2 separate regions of the Homo sapiens genome follow, and region 2 is linked to region 1. The links are chromatin loops, found by intact Hi-C in ENCODE. Cell type or tissue: HCT116. All regions are shown on one strand. Links, peaks and the distances in the headings refer to the core of each region. The heading gives the core; the rest is flanking DNA. Region 1 has its middle 130 kb from the start of MIR4522. Region 2 has its middle 180 kb from the start of MIR4522.

The links. Hi-C counts contacts between places; a loop is a spot of excess contacts. Peaks named below come from ENCODE experiments on the same cell type or tissue, not always from the same donor. Only the 100,000 strongest peaks of a DNase experiment are listed, where the experiment ranks them.
Region 2: a loop joins it to region 1, with 4 times the contacts of the local background. A loop is called at or near these places in 6 of 110 quality-filtered maps.

Annotation. Positions count from the first base shown.
Region 1 is chr17:27,163,437-27,171,919 of GRCh38, reverse strand. No RefSeq gene overlaps it. Among named protein-coding and RNA genes, the nearest start is that of MIR4522, 130 kb to the left of the region's middle. In HCT116, for the core only: no CTCF peak of the experiment used is centred there; no DNase peak of the experiment used is centred there.
Region 2 is chr17:27,106,769-27,115,251 of GRCh38, reverse strand. No RefSeq gene overlaps it. Among named protein-coding and RNA genes, the nearest start is that of MIR4522, 180 kb to the left of the region's middle. In HCT116, for the core only: no CTCF peak of the experiment used is centred there; a DNase peak (open chromatin) is centred at 5,129.

The DNA of each region.
Region 1 (8,483 bases), core at 383-8,382:
TAGTTTTTATCATGGGATATTCGGTTTTTCACTATAGGCCTCAATTAGCTCTGAAATGTCCCTTCGCATATTCAACAACAACAGTGTTTCCAACCTGTGGGATAAAAACATACGTTTTACTCTGTGAAAAGAATCCACATATCACAAAGCATTTTCAGAGACAAATTTTTTATTGAGAAATAATTGCTTTTTTACTATAGGCTTCCAAAGGTGTCAAATGTCCCTTTGTATATTCTACAAAAAAAGTATTCCTAACCTGCTGAATGAACACAAAGGTTTAAATTTGTGAGATGGATTCACACATTGCGAAGCATTTTCACGGATAACTTTTTCCTAGTTTGTATTGTGAGATAATCGATTTTTCAGTATAACCCTCAATTTGCTCCAAAATGTACCTTTGTAGATTGTAGAAAAAGAGTGTTTCCAACCTGCTGAATGACAAGAAAGGTTAAACTCTGTGAGATAAAGTCACACATCACAAAGCATTTTTAGTCATAGCTTCTTTGTAGTTTTTATTGCAGGACATTTGCTGCTGAATCAAAACAAACGTTTAACTCAGTGAGATAAATCCACACATCACAAAGCATTTTCATGGATAGCTTGCTTCTAGTTTTTATTGCGGGATATTTGATTTTTCACTATAGGCCTGAATGGGGTCTGAAATGTTGCTTTGCAGATTCTACAAAAAGAGTGTTTCCAACCTGCTGAATCAAAACAGAGGTTTAACTCTTTGAGATGAATCCACACATTGCAAAACATTTTTACAGATAGTTTGTTTTAGTTTTTATGACAGGATATTTTGTTTTTCACTATAGGAATGAATGGGCTCAATAATGTCCCCTTAGATTGTACTAAAAAATTGTTTCCAAACTGCTCTATAAAAGCAAAGGTTTAACTCTGTGAGATGAATCCACACATCACAAAGCATTTTCACAGACAGTTTGTTTCTAGTTTTTATCACAGGATATTCAGCTTTTCACTATAAGCCTCAAAGGGCTCCGAAATGTTCCTTCATAGATTCTACGAAGAGAGTATTTCTAACCTGCTGAATCAAAACAAACATTTAACTCATTGAGATGAATCCACACATTGCAAAGCATTTTCACAGATTGATTGTAGTTTTATCACAAGATACTCGGTTTTTCACTTTAGGCCTCACGAAGTAGACTGTCACGAAGTAGACTGTAAAAAATAAGTGTCTCCAGCCTGCTGAATAAAACCCAAAATTTAACTCTGTGAGATGCAAACATATATTGCAAAGCATATTTACAGATAGCCTGTTTCTAGTTTTAATTGTGGGATATTGAGTTTTTCACCACAGGCCTTAATGGACTCAAAAAAGACTCCTCTTAGATTCTACTAAATATGTGTTTCCAACCTGTGTATAATAACAAATATTTAACTCTGTGAAAAAGATCCATTTATAGCAAAGCTTTTTCACAAATAGCTTGTTTCTAGTTTTTATTGCAGAATATTCGATGTTTCTCTGTAGGCCTTCAGTGTTCCTTCATAGATTTTACAAAAAGAATCTTTACAACCTGCTGAATCAAAACAAAGGTTTAACTCTGTGAGATGAACCCACACATCACAAAGCATTTTCACAGATAGCTTGTTTCTATTTCTTATCAGTTTTTATTAAGAGGCTTCAATGGGCTCTGAAATTTTCCCTCATAAACTCTATTAAAAGAGTGTTTCCAACCTGCTGAATCAAAACAAAGGTTTAACTTGTGAGATGAATCCACACATCACAAAGCATTTTCACCCATAGCTTATATCTAGTTTTTACTGAGGGTAATTGGTTTTTCACTAAAGGCCTCAATGGGCCCTGAATTGTCCCTTTGTAGATTCAAAGAGTTTCCAACCTGATGAAGCAAAACAAAGGTTTAAATTTGTAAAATGAATCTACACATCACAAAGCATTTTTACAGATAGGTTGTTTCTAGTCTTTATCAAGGGATATTCGATTTTTCACTATAGGCCTCAATGGGCTATGAAATGTCTCCTTGTAGATTCTACAAAAAAAGAGTTTCCAACCTGCAGAATCAAATGAAAAGTTCAACTTCTGAGATAAAATCACACATCACAAAGTATTTTCAGAGGTAGCTTCTTTACAGTTTTTATCGCAGGATATTTGATTTTTCTCTATAGGCCTCAATGAGCTCTGAAATGTCCCTTCATAGATTCTACAACAAGAGTATTTCCAACCTGCAAAATAAAAACAAAGGCTTAACTCTGTGAGATAAATCCACACATCACAAAGCATTTTCACAAATAGCTTCTTTCTAGTTTTCATCATGGCATATTCTGTTTTTCACTATAGGCCTCAGTGCACTTTGAAATATCCCCTCATAGATTCTATAACAAGAATTTTTTCAACCTACAGAATCAAAACACAGGTATAACTCTGTGAGAGAAATCCACATATTGCAAAGCATATTTTCAAATAGCTTGTTTCTGGTTTTTAAAGTGGGATATTCAGTTTTTCACTATAGGCCTCATTGGGCTCAGAAATGTCTCAGAGTAGATCTTAGAAAAAGAGTTTCCTACCTGCTGAATCAAAACAAAGGGTTAAATCTGTGAGATGAATCCAAACCTCACAAAACATTTTCACAGGTAGCTTATTTGTAGTTTTTATTGCAGGATATTTGGTTTTTCAGTGTAGGCCTCAATAGGCTCTGAAATGTCCATTTGCAGATTCCGTAAAGAGAGTGTTTCCAACCTGCTCAATAAAAACAAAGGTTTAACTCTGTGAGACGAATCCACATGTTGCAAGGCATTTTCACAGATAGTTTGTTTCTGGCTTTTATCATGAGACATTCAATTTTTCACTATTGGCCTCAATGGGCTCCAAAATGTCTCTTCGTAGATTCCAGAAAAAAAAGTTTATTTTTTTCTGAATCAAAATAAAGGTTTAACTCTGTGATATCAAATCACACATTGCAAAGCATTTTTCAGATAGCTTGTTTCTAGTTTTTATTGCTGAATATTTGGTTTTTAACTATAAGCTTCAATGGAATCTTAATTGTACCTTCTTAAATTCTACAAAAAGAGTGTTTCTAAACTGCTGTATGTAAATATGGTTTAACTCTGTGAGATGATTGTACACATCACAAAGCATTTTCAAAGAATAGCTTATTTTTAGTTTTTATCGCAAAATATTTGGATTCACACTGTAGGCGTCAATGTGCTCCAAAATGTCCCTTTGTAGATTGTACAAAAACTGTTTCTAACCTGTTGAATCAAAACAAAGATTTAACCCTGTCAGATGAATCTGCACATTGCAAAGCATTTTCACAGATAGCTTGTTTCTAGTTTTTATCGCTGGATATTCGGTTTTTCACTATAGGCCTTGATGGGATCAGAAATGTCTTCCTTTACTTTCTACTAAAAGAGTGTTTGAAAACTGTGGTATAAAAAACAAAGGTTTAACTCTGTGAGCTAAATCCACACATCACAAAGCATTTTCACAGATAGCTTGTTTCTAGTTTTTATCATGGGATATTTAGTTTTTCACTACATGCCTCAATGGTCTTCGAAATGTCTCCTCACAAATTGTACAAAAAGAGAGTTTCCAACTTGCTAAATCAAAACAAAGGTTTTACATTGTGAGAAGAAGCCACATATTGCAAAGCATTTTCACAGATATGTTTTTTCTAGATTTTATCCTGTAATATTCTGTTTTTCACTATAGGCCTCAGTGGGTTCAGAAATGCCCCTTGTAGATTCTACAAAAGAATGTTTCTAACCTGCTTAATCAAAAGAAAAGTTTAACTCTTTGAGGTGAGTCCACATATCACAAAGTATTTTTATAGACAGCTTGTTTCAAGTTTTTATCGCAAGATATTCGGTTTTTCGCTATAGGCCTCAATGGGCTCAGAATTATTTCCTTTTAGATTCTATTAATAGAGTGTTTCCAAAATTCTGTGTAAACACAAAGGTTTAATTCTGTGAGATAAATCTACACATTACAAAGCATTTTCATATATAGCTTGCATCTAATTTTTATCACAGGGTGTTTGGTTTTTCACTATAGGCCTCAAAGGGCTTCAAAATGTCCCTTCATAGATTCCACAAAGAGAGTGTTTCCAACCTCCTGAATCAAAACAAGGTTTTTAACTCTGTGAGATGAATCCACACATTGCAAGGCATTTTCACCGATTATTTCTTTCTAGTTTTTATAGGGGATGTTTGGATTTTACTATAGTCTACAAAGAGCTCAGAAATGTCTTTTTAAAATATTCTCCTTAAAGAGTGTTTCCAACCTGTTGTATAAAACTGTAGGTTTAACTCTGTGAGATAAATCCATACATTGCAAACATTTTCACAGATAGCTTGTTTCTAGTTTTTATCACATGATATTTGGTTTTTCATGAGAGGCCTCAATGGGCTCCTAAATGTCCCTTTGTAGATTCCACAAGAAAAAGCTTTTAATTTGCTGTGTAAAAACAAAGGTTTTACTCTGTGAGATGAATCCACACATTGCAAAGCATTTTCACAGATAGATTATTTCTAGTTTTATTGCTGGATACTCTTTTTTGTTATTGTTGTTGTTGTTCTTGTTTTTATTTTGAGTCAGAGTCTTGCTCTGTCCCCCAAGGCTGAAGTGCAGTCGTGCAATCTTGGCTCACTGCAAGCTCCACCTCCCAGGTTCATGCCATTCTCCTGTCTCAGCCTCCCGAGTAGCTGGGACTACAGGTGCCCACCACCACACCCAGTAAATTTTTTGTATTTTTAGTAGAGACGGGTTTTCACCATGTTAGCCAGGATGGTCTCGATCTCCCGACCTCATGATCCACCTGCCTCAGCCTCCCAAAGTACTGGGATTGCAGGCATGAGCCACCGTGCCTGGCCTGAATACTCTGCTTTTCATTAGAGGCCTCATTAGGCTCTGAAAGATCCCTACATAGAGTCTACAAAATGAATGTTTCCAGCCTGCTGAATCAAAGCAAAAGTTTAATTCTGAGAGATCATTTCACACATTGCAAGACACTTTTAAAGATAAGTTTTTTCTAGTTTTTATTGTGGAATACTCAGGTTTTTTAAATATAGGCCTCAGTGGGCTCTGAAATGTTTCTTTGTAGATTTTACAAAGAGAGTTTTTCCAACCTACTGAATCAAAACAAAGGTTTAACTCTGTGTGAAGAATCTACACATTGCAAAGCATTTTCACAGGTTTCCAATGTGCTTAATCAAAACAAATGTTTAACTCTGTGATACTTTCACTGATAGCTTGTTTCTAGTTTCTGTCATGGGATAATTGGTTTTTGACTATAGGCCTCAATGGGCTTTAAAATGTCTCTTCATAGATTCTACAAAAAGGTGCTTCAAATCTGCTTAACCAAAGCAGAGGGTTAATTCTGTGAGATGAATCCACACATCACAAAGCATTCTCTCATATAGCTTATTTCTATTTTTTATCCCAGGATATTTGGTTTTTTATTATAGGCCTCAGTTGGCTCTGAAATGTGCCTTCTTAGATTCTACAAAAAGAGTGTTTCCAACCTGCTGAATAAAAACAAATGTTTAACTCTGTAAGAAGAGTCCACATATTGCAAAGCTTTTTAACAGATAGCTTGTTTCTAGTTTTTATTATGGAATATTCAGTTTTTCACTAGAGGCCTCAATGGGCTATGAATTGTTTCTTAGTAGATTCTACAAAAAGAGTGTTTTTAACCTGCTTAATCAAAACAAAGGTTTAATTCTGTGAGATTAATCCACACATTTCAAAACATTTTCACAAATAGCTTGTTTTTAATTTTCATAGCGAGATATTCAGTTTTTCAATATACTTCTTTATGAGCTCTGAAATGTCCCTTCGTAGGTTCTACGAAAATAGTGCTTCCAGCTGGCTGAATTAAAAAAAGGTATAACTCTGTGAGAGAAATCTACACATCACAATGCATTTTGACTGACAGCTTGTTTCTAGTTTTAATCATGGTATAATCGGTTTTTGACTATAGGCTTCAAGCTGTTTCAGAATGTCCCTTCGTAGAATCTACAAAAAGAGTGCTTAATTAAAGCAAAGGTTTAACTCTGTGAGATAAATTGACACATCACAAAGAATTTTCAGAGATTGTTTGTTTCTAGTTTTTATAGGGGATATTCTATCCCCTATATTTATATATATATATATATATATATATTTATATATTACAGTAAAAAAAAAGAATTTTTACTGTAATCCACAAAGAGCTTAGAAAGGCCTTCTTTTAGATCCCACTAAAAGAGTGTTTCCAACCTACTGTATATAAATATAGGTTTTACTCTGTGAGACAAATCCACACATCACAAACATTTTCACAGATAACTTGTTTCTAGTTTTTATAGTGGGATATTCTCTTTTTTAGTAGAGGTCTAAATGGGCTCCTAAATGTCCCTCCATAGTTTCTACAAAAAAAGTTTCTAATTTATTGCATAAAAACAAAGGTTTAACTCTGTGAGATGACTCCACACATCACAAAGTATTTTCACAGATAAATCATTCCTAGGTTTTATCGCGGAATACTCTGTTTTTCATTAGAGGCCTCATTGGGCTTTTACATGTCTCATCGTAGATTCTACAAATAGAGTTGTTCAGACCTGCTAAATCAAAACAAATGTTTAACTCTGTGAGATGAATCCACACATTGCAAAGCATTTTCACTGATAGCATGTTTCTAGTTTTTATCGTGGGATATTTAGTTTTTCATTGTAGACCTCAATAGGCTCTGAAATGTGCTTTGGTAAATTCTACAAAAAAAGTACTTTTAAGTTGCTGAATAAAAACAAAGTTTTAACTCTGTGACATGAAATGACACACCATAAAGCATTTTCACAGATAGCTTGGTTCTAGTTTTTATCGTGGGATATTCAGTTTTTTAGTACAGGCCACAGTGGGCTCCAAAATATCCCTTCTTAGGTTCTACAAAACAGTGATTTAAACCTGCTGAATAAAAACACAGGTTTAACTCTGTGAGATGAATCCACACATCACAGGGAATTTTCACAAATAGATTGTTTCTAGTATTCATCACAGGATATTTGTTTTTTTCATATACTTCTTCATGGGCTTCAAAATGTTTCTTTATAGATTCTACAAACAGAGTGTTTTCAACCTGCTGAATCAAAACAAGGTTTAACTCTGTGAGTTGAATCCACACATCATAAAGCATTCTCATATATAGCTTGTTTCTAGTTTTTATCTTGAGATATAAGGTTTTTAACTGTAGGTTTGAATGTTCTCTGAAATGTGCCTTCTTAGATTCTACAAAAAGAGTGTTTTCAACTGGCTGAATCAAAACAAAGGTTTAACTCTGTGAGATGAATCGACACATTGCAAAGCATTTTCACAGATAGCTTTATTCTAATTTTTGTCATGGGATATTGTTTTTACTAATGGCTTTCATGGACTCTGAAATGTGCCTTAATAGATTCTACAAAAAAAGTGTTTCCAACCTGCTGAATCTAAATAAAGGTTTAAATCTGTGAGATGTATCCACACGTTGTGAAGTATTTTCACAGATAGCTTGTTTGTAGTTTTTATCACAGGATATTTGGTTTTTCACTATAGGCCTCAATAGGCTCCCATATGCCCCCTCATAGATTGTAAAAAAAAGATGGTTTTTAATGTGCTGAATCAAAACAAAGGTTTAACTCAGTGAGATGAATCCACACATCACGAAACATTTTCACAGATAGCTTATTTCTCATTTTTATCACAGGATATTCAGTTTTTCACTATAGGCCTCAATGGGCACCAAAATGTCTTCTCATAGATTCTATAAACTGACTGTTTCCAACCTGCTTAATCAAAACGAAGGTTTAACTCTGTTATATGAATCCAGACGTCCCAAAGCATTTTCACAGATAGTTTGTTTCTAGTTTCTATCTCTACATATTTTGGTTTTCACTATAGACTTCAATGAGCTTTGAAATGTTTCTTCGTAGATTCTACAAAGAGTTTTTCCAACCTGCTGAATTAAAGCAAAGGTTTAACTCTATGAAATGAATGCACATATCCCAACGCATTTTCACAGATAGCTTGTTTCTTGTTTTCATCATGGGATATTCGGCCTTTCATTGTAGTCTTCAATGGGGTTTAAATGGCTCTTAGTAGATTCTACAAAACAAGTGTTTCCAACCTGCTGAATGGAAACAAATGTTTAACTCTGTGAGATCAATCCACAGAATGCAAAGCATTTTCACAGATAGCTTGTTTGTACTTTTTATGGCAGGATATTTTGTGTTTCAATATACTCATCCATGGGCTTCTAAACGTCTCTTCGTATGTTCTACAAAAAGAATGTTTCCAACCTGCTGAATACAAACAAAGCTTTAAATCTGTGAGACAATTCTACACATCACAAGACCTTTTCACAAATAGCTTGTTTCTAGTTTTCATCACATGATATTCAACTTTTCACTGTAGGCCTCAATGAGATCCGTAACGTCCTTTTGTAGAATCTATAAAAAGAGTGTTTTCAGCCTGCTGAATTAAAACAAGG
Region 2 (8,483 bases), core at 402-8,401, 57 kb after region 1:
TCTGATTTAGTAGATATAGGGTAGGAGGGTAGAGCCTTCTAGTTGATGCTGCTTGTCTATGTGTCTCACTTTATGAAAGTAGGCTTTATCACAGTGTTTCTAAAGTGTGGTCCCCTGACATAAGCATCATCTTTGCATGAGAGCTTGTTCAAAATCCATATTTGCGGCTCCATCCCAAACTATTGCATTAGAAACTCAGAGATCCCAATTCAGCAATCTGTGTTTAAATAGCCATCCATGAAGCTGGGCATGGTGGCTCATGCCTGTAATCCCAGCACTTTGGGAGGCAGAGGCGGGTGGATCACTTGAAGTCAGGAGTTCGAAACCAGCCTGGCAAACATGGTGAAACCCCGCCTCCACTAAAAATAAAAATAAAAAAATATTACCCAGGCATGGTGGTGGGCACCTGTAATCCCAGCTACTTAGGAGGCTAAGGGAAGAAAATCTCTGGAGCCTGGGAGGCAGAGGTTGCAGATTGCACCATTGCACTCCAGCCTGGGCGACAGAGTGAGACTCTGTCTTAAAATAAAATAGCCATGCATATCACCCTGATGCTTGCTGAAATTTGAGAACCTTGTTTTATAATGTGCTGTAAAAGTTCAGACATTTTGACTTCATTAACTATAAGCTATTACTGAGACTTGGTTTCAGTTAGCTAATCTAGCTGACTATTAATGCCACTTTTCATTGTGGTAGCCAAAACATCACACCCTGAATTCAGGGTGAATGCATTTGTGCAAAAGAATTCAGCTTCAGCAAGTTTTGTATTTTGTTGCCCATTGTCTAACATCTTTAGAATTCACTCCCATGCATGATTTCTAGCTCCCTGCCAATAGTGACAATGACCTATACCTTTTTTTGTTTTGTTTTGAGACGGGGTCTCGCTCTGTCGCCCAGGCTGGAGTGCAGTGGTGTGATCTCGGCTCCCTGCAAGCTCTGCCTCCCAGGTTCACGCCATTCCTCTGCCTCAGCATCCTGGGGAGCTGGGACTACAGGCACCCACCAGCACGCCCGGCTAATTTTTTTGAATTTTTTTAGTAGAGACGGGGTTTCACTGTGTTAGCCAGGATGATCTCGGATCTCCTGACCTCGTGATCTGCCCGCCTCGGCCATCCAAAGTGCTGGGATTAAAGGCATGAGCCACCACGCCCAGCCAACCTATACCTATTTTGTAGTATAGGCTATCTTGTTTTCCTTTGATAGAAACAGAAACATAATTATTGGGGCTTTTCCCTTAAAGGGTTTGTCTACATGAAACTATCCCAAAGATGCCAGAAGTACTCATCAAGTCCCTGATGAGTGAGCTGACAATTCAGTGCACATAGTATGTCTATACAAAATAAAGAAGCAATCATCCTTACATAATGTTTTGTAAAACCAGCTTTTGGTATGTATTTTGCTGTAAAGATCAGCTATTATTGATTTCTGACAAGGCATTTCAATAGAGATATTTTTCACTAAGGCTCCATTTACATGATTCAGCAGTCAACAAAACCAGAGCTGGGGCCGAATCATCCTACAGGAGTTCAGAGAAGACCTACACGTGGATAGCAACAACACGTGATCACAGGAAACCCACGAAGAGAACAATGTTTTCCCAGAAATAAAGGGGTCTATTTCATACATACAAAGGACCTACACTCCAATCCACTGCACAGACAAATAATTTACATCTGCAAAATATATGTATGGATAATGATCCTTCATGTGAAGCTTGAGGCTAAAATATACCAATGACGCATTCAAGGGATATTCAGCTTTAGGAGGTTTCTATCTTGCTATAGCAACTTTTGAAAAAATTAAACATATAATTTTAGGAAAACGAATGAGATCATTGCCACACAGATATATTAAATAAGCTAGGGAAACAATGGAGGATATTACATGTACTGATGGTCGTGGTCTTTAGTATAGGTAAAGCAACTGTGGCCAGTTTTCCCTACGGCGGCCTTCTTTTAGGTTGAACAGTATGAAGTTGCTGCGTTTTGACCAATTGGCACCTCCATGTGGCAGTTTTATGTGTCTTAACCTAATAGTTCATGAAAAAAAATTTATTTTATTCACTCATGGGAGAATCTGTCTTTATTCTTTGCATCAGGAATTAGAATCCAGACAATAAATATACCTATGTGCACATGTAAAATTTACTCTTTTATTATTAGAATAGGTTTTACTTATTCCCACTCTGCATCTTTCTGATTTCAGTAGTTGCAATCTCTAGAGATCACTGTGATTATGGGTAAGATGATAATGACCTTATTCCAGAGGGGGAGTTTGTAACCTAAGCTAAGTCAATAAGCAATACACACAATCATCTATTTGTTCAGAAATGGGTATGTTACAATGGTGGGCTAAACAGAGAGGGGTTGGTGACTGTTGAAAGTGTTATGCATATAAATTTGAAAGTGGAATAGGATAGACTGAGATTATGAGGGAAGACTGTCTTAAAATGAAGTCATGATCAATGAAGTAAAAGCTGGCAGATAGTAATACCGCTAAACTCTTGGGTCAGTCCTTGCCTGAAGCCTGAGAGGAATTCTAGACCTTCAGATTCATAAGCCAATGAATATGCTATATTCTGTGTGGCAATTTTAGTTATGTTTTTATTACTTTTACAATAAAGTATCTTAACACATATGTGAAGGCAGTCATTCTATCTATATATATAAAATCATTAAAAATATATTAACATAAATACATAAATATTATGCAAACTATTGGTAAATTTATTACGCTCTATAGCTCCAAAACAATTTACATTCAAAATCATACAAATATGTGTGTACGTATATATATATATATATACATATATCTTTTATAAGTATTAAGTTGCCACTCTAGAAGTGAAGAAATGCATGTCTTATACACACACACACACATTTGTATGTATACAAATTACATTTCTTCTCTTCTAGAGTGGCAACTTAATAATTATAAAAATGTTATATGCAGCTAGTGGTAATGAGTGCTGGGTTTGGATTTCTGATCTGGTATGTGGATACTAATGCTTTGGGATTCCACTAATGTGTTAGGTGTAAACAGATGTGAGACAGAAGTAAAGTGGTAGGTAGGAGTGATGGGGAATAATATTATTGAAATTCCACATTTTAAAGATTTCCAAATCCTCTGTTACCTTGTGAGGGGAAATCTTCATTCTTAATGACAAAGTTATTTCAGCCATTGATTATATTCCAAGACAGAAGTGCCTCCACTACCAGTTTCTCTAGTTGTGGTATGAACCTCAATATTCAGACAAATTGAATAACAGCTGATTATATCTGACAGGCTTTCAGAGGGCCTGGGGTCAAAAATAAAACCTTTTGAAGTGACAAATAGATGAAATCATTAAAGAAGTGGTACCTAATAGCATGATTCAATTTGTTCTAAGTAAAAAAAGAAAAAAAAAGAAAGAAAAAAACAAAGTGAGCAACAGAAGCCAGAAGCTGTCAGAGGCACTTGATATATTTCTGTGATGGCATTTATAATCTCAAGGGATTGAGCGGGGAGCTTTATGTGGAAATGTGTGTGGGATATGTGTGTCAGAAAGAGAGGGAGAGAGGGAGGGAGAAGAGAGAGAGAAAGAGAGATCAAGACAGAGAGAGAAGTGCGAGAGTGTTTTGTTGTTGATGAAGCAATTTTAAAAATATCACCTCATTTGGGCCTTGCAACAAACCTACACAGTGTGAAGGGCAGTTATTATTATCCTCATTTTAAAAATGATGAAAGGGAGGCTGATGTCCTTAGTGGCTAAATGACTTTAGTACAGACAAATAGCTAGTGAATGGTGGACTTGGGATTATATTTCATATCTTCGGACTGCAAAATCCTTAAAAGTTTTACAACTCCTTCATATTATAATGCACCACTCATAAATGAAATCTAAAAAGCTGCTAATACAGTTTCAAATTGAATATTTTGTCACATCCTAGACTAATAAATCCAGTTGTATCTATATATAGTTATACATATCTCTTCAAATTTCCTTTAGGAGGTAAGATTATCATATATATGTATGTGTGTGTATATATATATACACACACATATATATGCATACAAACAAATTATATATATTATAAAGATATATATCTAGATCTACCTATATATACACTATATAAAGATCTATGATACACACACACACACACACACACACACACACACACACAAAACAAGATTTGTTAGGCTAGGATGTGACAAAATAAATATAACCTGGTAAATTTATTGAGAGAGAAAAGAAAAACTGTGTTTTGTAAATGTGTAAATATATATATACGTCTTAAAGAGATATATAAAGATATATAATTACATATCTTTATAAAGATATATTTAAGATATATCTATATTATATATAGACATTATATATTATGTGTATGTATATATAAAGAAATATATATAAAGATATTATATATAAAACATATATATTACATCTTTGTTTATCCTTTTGCAAAAGACAGTTTTTTTCCTCTCTCAATAAAATTATCAGGTTATATTTATTAAGGTGAAAAATAAATATATGATGTAGTTTGCCTAAAACTCTTAGGTGCTTCTGAACTTTCTCATAAAATACTTAAACATTTATTTGGACACCTTTAGGCATCTTTAAAGCTACTCTAAATCTTCTTCTACCCTTTCAATTCCCACATGAAAGAGAAAGCCAAATAATTTTTTCTCTGTTTCACTAGCAGTGAGAAGTGGCCCTGTCATCCAGTTCTGGGTCATAAAATATCAATGTAAAAATTTGTGCTTCTGAGAAAGTTTGGCTTTCTCACAGTAAAGAAGCAAGCTTTCGTGCAGATTTTACTTTTTTCTTGCTTTAAATCTGAGCACAATGACTAGAGAGCCAGCAGTAATCTGTCCACCTAAAGGAAAGTTGAAAGCAATCCGGGAGGCAGCCCTGACATGTTTGCACTACTGAAAACACACTAGCAACTGCCATCCTCTGGATTTGTCTTGGTGGGAGGTGGAGGCAGAGGGAAGGGAGGTGTTGTAGGTTTTACTGTTGTTTATATTCATTCACATCTGAAATATCCAAATAATGCTTTTTTGGTCCCCAAAACTCTTGAAACTACTTAACACATGTGCTATGTCACTACTTAGGACAGACAATATTAACAGCATCATCAGGCATTTTAAATATGCACCATTCTTACCTAAGTGCAAATGGGCACCCCTCAATCAAAGAATAAAAGGGGTCCCTATCATGCTAACGTTCTTCAGCACCTTTGCATTTCTGTTGGATCAAGTATATGGTACCTTATAAGTATCTTGTTGATGCAGACTGACTTTTCAGACTAACACTATATGCTCCTGCTAAGTGACTATTTGCTACCATTGCCACCTCCTTTTCCTTATTTATGCTTTTCCATCTAGCAGCAATACTTTCTCACAATTTTCTCCTCTGCAGTGCTGCCTGTTGATGACTAGGAATACTCTTTACAAGCTTATCTACAGCAATATCTCTTATTTAAAGCCTTGCCTGCATTATCTCTCATTTAAAGCCTTGCCTGGTACTTGTAACCAAAATTATGTTCTTCCTTTTAATCCCCTTGGGGAAATTGTTACTGCTCATGTGGCATTAATATCACACATTTTATTGTACTATTATGTGGAGTAGACACATTCCTTGTCATTTGCAAAATTATCACCCTCACTCCCAGTAGACCATACAGCTAGCTCCTTGAGGGCAGGAAGAGTATGTGACTCATTTTCCTTAGTCATACAGTATATAGCACAAAGGTGATAGTGGTGGGATAGCTATGGGTACCAAGGCTGAAAGAGTTTATTCTCTGCAAAAAGTGATTCCCTTCTTCATGCCCTCCTCTACTGCTACAAATTTCTCAAGAATGAGAGTAAGCAAAGAGGAAGGGCTATCTTGTAGATACAATTTTAGAGAGTTTGATATTTATGTATAAAATCTAAAACAGAGATTTCCAAATCAGACATTTTTAAAAACTACCTCTGCATAATATTGTCGGGGGTTGGAAAATTCCAGCACACAGGCCAAATCCAGCCCAGTGGGCTGATTTGATAAAGTTGTATTGGAACCCAGCCACGTATTTGTTTCTGTTATATCTAAGTCTGCTTTTGCACTATAAAGGAAGAGTTGAGTAGATGCCAGAGAGACCCATACAGCCTACAAAGCCCAAACTATTTACCCTCTTGCCCTTTATAGAAAAACTCTGCAAACTGTTATTAGGAAGGTTATAAAACAATATTAGAAAAACAAGTTTTTAGCATTTTTCTTGATGGCAGAACTTCTCTAACCCTTTGATTACTATTACAAATTTTCATATCATTTTCCTGAGCTGTCAAAATTATTTTCACCATAGAAAAATTTTTAACAGACGTTATCTTCTCAGGCTAAGTGATCTGAGGATCGCATTTGGCAAATGCTGCTTTAAAAAAGTGCAAGAAAAGAATTGTTAAAATGATTTGCAGTTTTCCCTTAAAGTAATTGCCTCATCTGTTAATATTTAACCCTGTGAATGTGCTTATTATTCTAGTAATTTTCTAGGACACAATTAAGTGACATTGAAAACTGCTCTGGCCCATGATAAAAGAAATACTTAAGCTTCCTTGAGATAAAAAGTTACAGCATACCTTGTGCTATAAACAAGTTAGGTGGTAATTATCTGAGTGATGTGGATAATTAACATCAAAACAGCAGCAAATGTACTTGAGGGGAATCTACGATGTTGGACTTAAATTATTTAATCTAATTTAAATGGAGTCAGGAATACCAGACTTTAGATATATTAATGTGGATAGATCACACAATTATAAATTCCATTAGATGTAGAACTTTCTGTATTTTCTTATAGTTCTTAAATTACTGCTTTCCTTAACCTCAATGTTTTCCCTTAGAAACTATGGTTGGTCTCATTTATATCCCTTCTAAAATAACTATGTTTCTTTAACTTGAATAAACATAGTGTTGATGTAAAAAGGTACTAAATCAAAATGTATTTTTTTCCAGTTTTAGAAGATTGCACAAATTATTTAGTGATCAAATTCATTTAACCGAACAGTAGTGAAACTGCCTTTGCAAAAATGGTAACAGGGAGAAAATTATGACAGTGAAAGAGATCTGACCTAACCTACTCCATCTTGCCTTTAACCTCTAAATTGCTCTTAGTCATTCCTGGGCATGGGCCAAGCTAACTTTGGGAGAAATTTAGTTTATAGTTTACATGATAATAGCCCTTCCCAGAAACTAAACTGCCTTTGTAAAACTAATGAAAGTCCACCAGGTTAGGAGGCTGAGAGGGGCCTGAATATTGCTAAGACCCCTGTCTTGGGGTCTGGATTGCGACCTCTCTCTGGTTATATAACCTCAGACCATATGTCTTCCTACTGTCAATGGAGAGGCAGCATGATGCAGTAGAACCTACTATGGCTGTGAAGTCAGACCCAGGTTTGAGTCTCAGTCCCTCTGCTTAGTATTACACAACTTAGGCTTAAACAATTACCAGTCATTGTTCTAGAGGTTACAAGATCTGCAACTTCTCTAATTATTTCTGTAATTAACATCACTATTTTAGAACCTAAGATTGGCTTTTTAAGGTGTTTTTACAGACTTTTGCATTTCTGAAAACCTGATGACTCCACCTAGGCCAGGGACTACTCTGTGGCTCCAACTCAGAAGCACACTCAGTCCAGAAGGACCATTTTGTACACCTTATCAACCAATCAGCAATTTTCCTAGCCCTCTGCCTGCCAAACTGCCCTTGAAAAGCCCTAGCCTCCACATTTTGTGGGAGGCTGATTTGAGTAGTAATAAAACTTTAGTCTCCCATTTAGCCAGCTCTACATGTATTAAACTCTCTCTATTGCAACTCCCCTCTCTTGATAAATCAGCTATATCTGGGCAAGATGAACCCATTGGGTGGTCAGATAGGTCCGTAAGGAATTATAATTATGTTGATGCATGTGTACTCCAAAGAGACTACTTAGGACTATCTCACAAAGTTATATTCAATATATAAAGACCCACAGCCTCAGATTTATACATCATGAAAACTTATTGGTTTTATCAGAGGCATTTGAACCAAAGATACTCCATTATGAAGAGGGGCTGGGAAAAATAAGGCTGAGACCTGTTGGGCTGCATATCCAGGGGATTAGACATTCTTAGTCACAGGATGAGATAGGATGTTAGCTCAAAGTACAAGTCACAAAAATCCTGCTGATAAAACAGATTATGGTAAAGAAGCTGCCAAAACATGCCCAAACCAAGATGGTGAAGAAAGTCACCTCTGGTCATCGTCAGTACTCATTATTAGCTAATTATAATGCATTAGCATGCTGAAAGACACTCCCACCAGAGCCATGAGAGCTTACAAATGCCATGGCAACATTTGGAAGTTGCCCTATATGGTCTAAAACAGCAGGGAGGAACCTCAATTCCAGGAATTGCCCACCCCACCCCTTTCCTGGAACACTCTTGAATAATCTACCCCTCGATTAGCACATGATCAAGAAATAAC